2 separate regions of the Homo sapiens genome follow, and region 1 is linked to region 2. The links are chromatin loops, found by intact Hi-C in ENCODE. Cell type or tissue: mammary epithelial cell. All regions are shown on one strand.

Region 1 (5,000 bases), 360 kb before region 2:
TCCCAGCACTTTGGGAGGCCGAGGTGGGCGGATCACGAGGTCAGAAGATCGAGACTATCCTGGCCAACATGGTGAAATCCCGTCTCTACTAAAAATACAAAAATTAGCTGGGCATGGTGGTGTGTGCCTGTAATCCCAGCTACGGGAGGCTGAGGCAGGAGAATCACTTGAATCAGGGAATCGGAGGTTGCAGTGAGCCAAGATCACTCCACTGGACTCCAGCCTGGTGACAGAGCAAGACTCTGTCTCAAAAACAAAACAAAACAAAAAACCAACAACCAGGTGGCTTACTAACTACAATGATTTGTTTCTCACAGTTCTGGAGGCCAGAAGTTCGAGATCATGGTGCCAGCATGGTTGGGTTCTGATGAGGACCCTCTTCCATGTTAAAGAAGGATGACTTCTATTGTATTCTCACATAGCAGACAGAGAGCTAGCAAGCTCTCTGGCCTCTTCTTTATACGAGCACTAAACCTACCCATTCATGAGGACTTCACCTTCATGACTTAATTGCCTCCCAAAGTTCCCACCTCCAAATACCATCATGTTGGGATTAGGGTTTCAACATAAGAATTTGGTGGGGTAGGGAGCACAAATATTCCGTTTGTAACAGTATAATAGGGTTCTCTAGTGAAACAGAATCAATAAGATGTGTATGTGTGTATGTATTATACATCCATGTATCCATATGTTTCTTTCTATTTTAAGGAATTGGCTTAAACGATCATGGAGGCTTAAAAGTCCAAAATTGCGAGGCTAGGGTAGGCAGGCAGGCAGGCTTGGAAGGCTGACAAGCTGGAGACCCAGAGAAGAGCTGATGTTGCAATTGGAGTTCAAAGTGAGTCTGTTGTCCGAATTTCTTCTTCCACAGGAAAGGTCGGTCCTTTTCTTAAGGTCTTCAACTGCTTGGATGAGGCCCTCCCAGATTATGGAGGGCAATCTGTTTTACTCAGTCTATTGATTTAATGTTAATCTCATCTAAAAATTACCTTCGCAGAAGTATCCACATGTATTTGACCAAATATCTGGGTACTGTGGCCTAGCCAAGTTGACACATAAAAGAAAGCATCACAGTTAGGATATACTTTAACAAAGATCAAAAAACAATGCCTTATAAAGGATGGAAGTTAGGTTTACTCTTAGTCCAAGTGTAAACAGTTCAGGGTTGATTGATGACTCTACCATTTTGGGGTCCCAGGCTCCTTCTATCTTGTTGCTCTGCCATTTTCCACATAGTACTTCCTTGTAGCAGAAAAGGGAGATGGTATGGGAATGGTGTACTCCTTCCCATTTAAGTGCATGACTTTAAAATTGCACGTATCACTTAACACGTCCCATTAGCTTTAACTTTAACCATCCCATTAACTGGAACCCAATCCAGTAGACACACTTCAGTGCAAGAGAGACTGAGAAATGTAGTTTTTGGCTGGGTAGCCAGAGGCCCACCAGCACTGCTATTACTATATCAAAAGGGAAGGATAGATGTTGGGGTGAGGGAGGTATTCATCAGTCTCTGATAGTGTTCATTCATGTTTTGTGTTGCATTACATTTGATTGGAGTTCAGAATGTTTACTAATATTAAATCTGCTCATTCAAATTTGAGAGATTGAGAGTTGTGACACAACTTAAGTTTCATAATTAATGTTATTGAATTTGATCTTTCTTCTGCATCTTAAAGCACGTGTCTTGAGCAAACCTGCACATGAAAGTTGACATACCAAATGGGAAGCTGAGACAGAAGACAGAAACACAGATTCAGAAACCCACCTTGTTAAGACTGTTCCACTTCATTCTTTAGGAAGTAGGTGACTGTGAAAGTTTTGGAGCAGTGTTAGAATATGACAGATTGGGGTAATGGGAAGATAATCCGGTGGTTCCACATTGATTGCTGGATGACATCCAAATGCATCCATATGGCTTACAAGGAACTGCCTGTCTGTTTCACCTCAACTCCTGGCATCCACCTTTACTGCCTGTGTTCTGGCCACACCGAATCACAGTTCCTTCACTGTTCCTTATTATTACGCATCTCTATGTCTTCTAACAACTCTGCTCACCATTTTTGTTACCTTTTTAAAATAGAAATTTGAAGATTAAGGAAAACAGATAAAGGGCCCTTAAATTGGAGCCTACTCAGGTCCACCTATCTGTCTCTGCTGTTCGTTGAGTGCTGCGGTGTTTCAGGAATGTGTTAGGTGCATTCTTTTTGTCACCTCTCCATCCTCATGGCACCCCTGAGGGGTGTGCCATTATCCATGTTTTGCAGATGAGGAGCTGAGGCAGAAGTTTAATGATTGACTCAAGGTTACAACAGTCAGAAACTGACAGAACCAGGAATTTTGGCTGACTTCTGAGCCTGGGTTTTTCCCACCACATATTGTTCTCTTTGGAAAGAAGGTCTTAGGCTTAAGATGATTAGTAAACACAGTATATCAAGGGGCTGTGGAATCTCTGGGAGCTTCAGCTTCAGTTTGGAGTTACACCTCTTGGGTGTGCTACTGGAGAGCTGTTACCTCAGTGACTTGTGATGTGACCTGCTTTGCCGACTCTGTACTTATGTTGGGGGAAACTGGGGAAATGAGGGAGGAAGCAAATTTGGAATATGGTTTTAACCAGTTGGAATGAATTCATCCTTGACTCCTGAAAGCTTGTAATCTTCATAATCTCTTTTCTAGTGTTGCTATTTTGGATATGAGGTATGGGATAGCAGATGAATGCTTTAGGGTTGTGTGAGCTGAACAGTATTAAAAATGTGCTTTTCTCTCATCCTGAGGATCTTCCATTAATCCACTAGATGGAGCAGCTGGTTTGAATATATTTCATGATTAGAAGTTGGAAGAAAAGACATGGTGTTCATATCAGAGCCATGTCACAGACCCCCTGAAGTTGGCCAGGCATTTTGATCTCTATTTTTTCCTCTCTAAATATAAAACTTTTATTTACTCAGCACATCTATATGTAGGGAGCATTTGAGGTTCTTCTGGGACCTGACAGAAAACCATCATGGTAGAGTAGAAAGAATTCTAATCTGAAGTCTGGGGATGTGAGAGTAGAAGTCCTAGTTCAGACACTTTAGTTCTCTGTGACTTTGGTCTTTAACCGTCTTTAAGCCTCAGTGTCCTCACTTTTATCACTGTTGCAATAGGTGAGATGTGAGATGTGCCTTCTACAGGTTAGGTATATTGGGCCTCTGTGCCATCCCTTTAGACCACCTGCGCGATCAAAGATGCACGAGCTTCCATTTTGCCTGACTTGAAACTGCACTCGCTGACAGTGTCTACAACATGGAAAATCCATCCCACTGAAGACTGGAGGGTTTGTTGACGGCATTAGTTCATTTGCCTTTGTGATACTTCCGTCACCCACGGGCATTCCCGCTCATGCATGAACCCCTCCTTGGGGCAGTAGTTTCATTCCCTCACAAATGGTTTATCCTATTTTAGGGCAACACTGGTTATTAGAGTTTTTACTTATTGGTCCTGGTTGATCCTTCCAGAGCAGCCCATATCTTGTAATCTTATCTGTCTTTCATATTCAGATTTTCTGTTTTAGAACTAAGGTGGAATATTTGTTTTTTGCCTTCTCTACTACTGGTCCTGCCTGAATGATATGCTATATAAGAAATTAGACATGTTATCAAAATGCTTTTTAGTTTTTAGTTCTCAACTGATAGATAGGAAGGTGGCTATGTATGTTTAAATCTGCTACCTGTACTCAGATGTCTTAAAACATCATATGTCCTAGAATTTTAAGGTTTCATAACAAGGAACTATTCTTTAACAGTTGTTGACACATTTGTTCCTAAAAGCCAATGATGTCTTACTTAGACTACTGGAATCTGCTCCTAAGTGTTTAATGAAGTGAAATTAAAACTTCCATTTTTAGGTAGCTTTGAACTATGGGAATGTGTAACCTCACTACTCCTGATTTCTGTTAATTTTTAATTAAATACACATCTGCTAAATTAAAGACTTTCACATAGGTTGACATTCTTGTTGTTTGCCAAATACAAGAGTTTGTGATATTTGGAAACAGACTCTTCAAGTATTCCTTTTAAACTATACAGATTTTGTATTTCAAGTGGAAAGCTACAAAACACCAACTCTGTTTTAATTTGTCATATAAATTAATAAATTTATGTCATGTAAATTAATAAATTTATGTCATGTAAATTAATAAATTTATGTCATATAAATTAATAAATTTATAGTACTTCCCCTTTCAGTTGAGGAAGAGGACCTAGCCTCAGCCTTATCTTTCCCAAAGAGGGGTTTTAGGGGTGCGTATATTTGAATGAATTTTGGAATCAGGTTTTTTTTTTTTTTTGAGATGGTGTCTCACTCTGTTGCCCAGGCTGAAGTGTGGAGTGCAGTGGTGTGATCTCAGCTCACTGCAGCCTCCACCTACTGGGTTCAAGCAATTCGCCTGCCTCTGCCTCCCAAGATGCTGGGACTACAGGCACACGCCGCCACTTCTGGCTAATTTTTTTTTTGTATTTTTAGTAGAGACAGGGTTTCACTATGTTGCCCAGGCTGGTTTCGAACTCCTGAGCTTAGACAATCGGCCTGCCTAGGCCTCCCAAAGTGCTAGGATTACAGGCGTGAGCCACCGCACCCAGCCTGGAATCAGTTTTAACAGTGTATAATCTCATTGGCACTCCTTGGACTGAAGCCACTTAGCATTAAAATGTACCTTGATCTCCTGGTGACCTCCAGTGACCCACATTGATGACTCTGATGGGTTATCATTAGTTCTCCCCAGGAAATTTGAATCATCAGGATGTTTCTTTGGTTACATAATATATTTAACCCAGGTACTGGCTATTATGAAATCAAGAAGCATATCTTCCCAGAAGTGTCCTTGTGTGTGTTCATTTGTGGAAGTTGGAGGAATCAAATCTCTCCCTCTCTTTAGAGGTGTGTTTTGGAATGCCCTAAGCAGGCTGCTGTGACATCAGCCCTTGAATTTACTCTGGTTCTCATCAGGAACATTAGGAATA
Region 2 (5,000 bases):
AAATTATGGAAAATGATGTGGTATAGTAGGAGGTGTTGGGTGCCATGGATCTAAAAAAAAAAAAATAGAGCAGAGGGACAGAGGTTGTGACTGAAAAGGATGGTCAGAGGGCGCTTCCTGGGATGGTGGCATGTGAGCAGCCACTTCAACAAGGTGAGGGCAGAGAGTGCCTGGCAGAGGGGCAGCCGTGCAAAGGCCGGAGGCGGGGCATGCCTGGTGTCTTTGAGAGGCCAGCACACAGGATCAGGGGGAGTGAGGGAGAGCCAGAGCCCAGCACACAGGATCAGGGGAGTGAGGGGAGCGAGAGGCCGGCATACAGGATGTGGGGAGGGGGAAGGAGGGAGAGCGAGAGGTCAGCACACAGGATCAGGGGAGTGAGGGGAGCGAGTTGCTGAGGGCGGAGAGAAAGGGTGTGTCTTTCATGTTGGGCAGGCCAGGGTGAAAGCCTGGGCTTTTGAGATGTCTACAGAGGGTTTTGAGCCTAGAAGTCACGTGACTGCTGTGTGGCAGGACCCCTCTAGCTACTGTCTTAAGAATAAAGTGATCTGGGCGTGGTGGCGCGTCTGTAGTCCCAGCCACTTGGGTACTTGGGAGGCTGAGGCAGGTGGATTACTTGGAGCCTAGAAGTTGGAGACCAGCCTGGGAAACATAGGGAGACCGCATCTCTACAAAAAATTTAAACATTAGCCAGGTATGGTGGCACACATCTGTGATCCCAGCTCCTCAGGAAGCTGAGGTAGGAGGATTCCTTGAGCCAAGGAGTTCGGAGCAGTGGTGAGCCACGATCGCACCACTGCACTCCAGCCTGGGCGACAGAGCGAGACTCCGTCTCAAAAAAAAAAAAAAAAAAAAAAAGAATAAACTGAAAGGGGCCAAGTGTCCATGCAGGTTCCCAAGTGACCTTCCAGGAGGGTGGCTCTGGCTAGGTAGGTGGCAGTGTGGTGGTGAGAAGTGGTGGGATTCTGGATATACTTTGGAGGTTGATGGAGCCAACAGGATTCTCTGACAGATGAAATGTGGGAGACAAGAGAAAGATATTTGCTACTTTCAGCATGGCCTGTTCTAAGGGCTTTGAGCATTTTATTCATTTAATACCCTGAGCAGCCCTTGGAGGTAAGCATATCAGCATCCTCATGCCACAGATGAGGAAACTGAGGCACACTGTGGTTCAATAACTTGCTCGAGATCCTACAACTCTGTAAGTGACAGAGACAAACCCAAGCTTGATGATGGCTTTCCTGTGCCTCTGTTCTCTCGAATTCTGAGAGTGCCTGCACCTTGGGAGGAAGCAGAGAGTCAATGTTTGTTTCCAACAGAGAGGTGACTGCAGTAGTCTGTGATTGAAACAGAAACCACAGTTGGGAAGTAGGAAATCCAAGTTCCCATCTGCCTTCCTGGTTAACTAGTCTAGGTATAGACTTCCAGTCTGTAATCATATCAAGGTGGAATTGCTAAGAAGAGCATGTTTTCTGTCTCTCCCTCTCTCTCTCCCCACCGCCCCTCAGCTCACCTTTATAAATCTGTTATTTGCCTGATGTGTTTCTTCAGAAAGAACTCGAGGACACTTCCAATCCCCTTCACACCTCCACTGTCATAGGAGCAGGGAAGGCCTTGGAGACAGGCAGCCCCATCTGCGACGCAAGGACCTGCGCTGCCTCTCAGGGAATAGCACAGAACGGTGGTGAGAACGGAGGTCGCAGAGTCCAAGATTTGGATTTAAGTCCCTAAGTAGGGAGCTCTTAGGACCTGTGTGATAATGGGCAAGTTCTTAGAATTCTGAGCCTCAGTCCTCTCTCTGAAATATGGGGATAATGGTAGTGTCAATGTCAGAGAGGTGTTGCCAGAATTTGCATTAAGGGGACCGAACAACTGCCCTCGTTGGTCCAGGACTGAGAGGATTCTCAGGACAGTCCTTGGCCAAACAGGATGAGTTGGTCACTTTAATTTAATAAGACAATCTATGTAAAGTGCTTGGACTTGGCTCATTGAAGTGCTCTTAGATGCTCCAATGATAGTATCTCTTCAACAACATTTATTTAGTAAGCACCTACTATGTGTTCAATGCTGTATGATACACTGGGGGTAAAACATAGATAAAGCCCTGCCCTCAAGGAGTTTGCAGGTGTTCACGGAATGCTCAGAGCAAATCCTTGGGGTCCAACCATGACAGGGTTAATAGTGGGGCTGTGTCTAAATGGGAGGACAAAGGTCAGGCACTTCTCTCAGCTGTCCCCAGCAGAAGCCACCAAACAGAGCAGTGACCTCAGTGGCTTCCTGTTTCGAAAACATGGGCGTCTGAGAAGCCGGATGGCCCCAGGGTGTGGTCAAATGACCACAGGTGCTTTGCCAAATGGCTCTGGGCAAGCCCAGCTCCCGGAGCTTTTCTTTAGACTGAGTGAGGTCCGGGCAAACTGTTTGCAAGTTCCCCAGATTGGCCACAAGATGGCAGGAAAGCACATTTGTAGGAAAACATGGCAACAAAAGGCTTTTCTCAATGTCAGAAATTAGGAATTTTTTGTGCGTACACATCAGAAGGCCTGTCCGAAACTGAGTATTTGTATTTCTAGAAGTTTCAATCTTGGGACTGGCCATAGCGGACTTACAGTCTGTCTGGACTCAGGTAGGGATTCCAGCAGGGATCGCAATTCCTCCAGATGGCACCAGACATCTTGTGGAAGCAACGGGCTTTACCTGAATTAGGAGAAATTCAGGAAAGAAATTCACATTGACAAAGCACTTCCTACATGCCAGGGTTTGCATTATTTTACATATGTCCTCATCTATTCATTCATTCAACAAATATTTAGTAAGCATTACTATTTTCTAGGCACGGATGTAGGCCAGATAAACTGACAGAGAGTCTAACGTCAGGTGTGGATAAGTGTCACAAAGCAGAAACAAAGAGAGTAGGGAGGCAGAGAGTAATGAAGGCTGATATTTTAGTCAACTCTGATGAGTATTCTATTAATTTCAGTATTTGAAGAACCTTTTGAAGGACTCCAACCTGGAGGCCCATTGTACAGCAGAATTCAGAGAAATCCTTCTAAAACTATGTTGGGTATTGACCATTTTTGGTTTGGGTTAAAAAACAAAAAACAAAACAAAACAAAAAACTATGTTGGGGTCCCCTTCATCTCACCACTTTGTCACCTCCTGTACCCCATATCATCTTCTTTCTTGACTTAGAAAGAAGACCCTTTTTTTGGTGGGGTACTTTTCTGTAGTGACTTCCTGAGAAAGGTAATAGGGGAGGTAAACTTTTTCTAGGGTCTTGCAGGTCTGAAAATGTTTGAATTCTCCCTTCTCTTTTGCTTGACATTTGACTGTGTATAGAATTCCAGCTGGAGACCATTTTTCCTGGTAATTTTTTTTAAAGAGATGGACCCTCACCATGTTGCCCAGGCTGGCATGCAGTGGCTATGCCCAAGTACGATCCCACTATTGATCAGCATAGGAGTTTTGACCTGCTCCAGTTCCAATCTGGGCCAATTCACCCTTTCCTAGACAATCTGGTGGTCCCCCACCCCCAGGAGGTCACTATATTGATGCTGAACTTAGCGTGGACACCCGATTGGCATAGCACACTACAGCCCAGAACTCCTGAGCTCAAGCGATCCTCCCCCATCAGCCTCCTGAATAGCTGGGACTACAGGCATACACCACCATGCCCAGTGTTCCCCGGCAATTTTGAAAGTATCACTCCACTGTTCCAGCTTTCAATGCTTCAGCTATTGAAAAGCCCAAGGCATTCTGATTGTTATGGATCTTGTGTGTAAGAATGTTTTTCTCTCCAGAAGCTTGTAGAATCATCTGTTGGGTTCTAGAAATTTGAAATTTCATGATGATATATCTGGCATGGGCCCATTTTTAACCATTGTGCTGATGCTCCAGTGGCCCTTTCAAACTGGAAACTCATGTCCTTTGATTGTGGGACATTTTTATGAATTTTTCATTTTTAATTTTCTCCCTTCCACTTCCTCTGTTCTCTCTGGACTCCTGTTATTTAGAGGTTAGTCCTCCTTGACCAGCTCTCTAATTTTCTTATCCTTTCTCTCCTACTTCTTTTTCTCACTTTTTTTTTTTTTTTTTTTTGAGACAGTCTAACTCTATCTTCCAGGCTGGAGTACAGTGGCATGATCTCGGCTCACTGCAAGCTCCACCTCCCAGGTTCAAGCCATTCTCCTGCCTCAGCCTCCCGAGTAGCTGGGATTACAGGTGCTTGCCAACGCACCCAGCTAATTTTTTGTATTTTTAGTAGAGACAGGGTTTCACCATGTTGGCCAAGCTGGTCTCGAACTCCTGACCTTAAGAGATCCACCTGCCTTGGCCTCCCAAAGTGCTGGGATTACAGGTGTGAGCCACCGTGCCCAGCCTCTACTTTGAGATTGCTTCAGCTATGCTCTAAGCTCTCTCATGTATTTTTTACTTCCTTCATCAAGTCTTCAATCCAAAGGGCTTTTTAATTACCTGAATTGTTATTGATTATAGTATCCAGCTTGTACTTCTTGATTACAGTGTCTTCTCTTAGAAGTTTCAGACAGTTGACATACGGATTTTGAAGTTTTTTTACCCTACGTAATCTCTATTTTCCCCAAGTTGCCTTTTTTTCTGATGTGCTTGTTTTTTGGTATGTTTTTCAAATAGCAGATCTCATTCGATGTCTTATGACCCTTGGCTGTCTGCTCTATGTTTAAGAGTAGGGGTAGACAAAGGAATATAAATCATTCTATTATAAGGACACCTGCACACATATGTTCATCGCAGCACTATTCACAATAGCAAAGACAGGGAATCAACCCAAATGCCCATGAATGATACACTGGATAAAGAAAATGTGGTCCATACTGTGAACCCAGAACATCTGAGACAGGCCTCAATTAATTTAGAAAGTTTATTTTGCCAAGGTTGAGGACGCGCCTGTGACGCAGCCTCAGGAGGTCCTGATAACATGCGCCCAAGACGGTCAAGGCACAGCTTGGTTTTATACATTTAGGGAGACA

The links. A loop is a pair of places that touch in the nucleus more often than their neighbours do. Peaks named below come from ENCODE experiments on the same cell type or tissue, not always from the same donor. Only the 100,000 strongest peaks of a DNase experiment are listed, where the experiment ranks them.
Region 1: it touches region 2 in a loop (7-fold over the local background); 7 of 110 quality-filtered maps call a loop at or near these places.

The regions. Positions count from the first base shown.
Region 1 is chr13:99,031,810-99,036,809 of GRCh38, reverse strand. It overlaps a transcript of DOCK9 not described here. Among named protein-coding and RNA genes, the nearest start is that of DOCK9-DT, 52 kb to the left of the region's middle. In mammary epithelial cell, a CTCF peak has its summit at 2,789 (motif pointing right); a DNase peak (open chromatin) is centred at 4,769; H3K27ac peaks cover 270 bases.
Region 2 is chr13:98,670,653-98,675,652 of GRCh38, reverse strand. It overlaps the pseudogene RN7SL60P. Among named protein-coding and RNA genes, the nearest start is that of SLC15A1, 80 kb to the left of the region's middle. In mammary epithelial cell, a CTCF peak has its summit at 2,441 (motif pointing right); no DNase peak of the experiment used is centred here.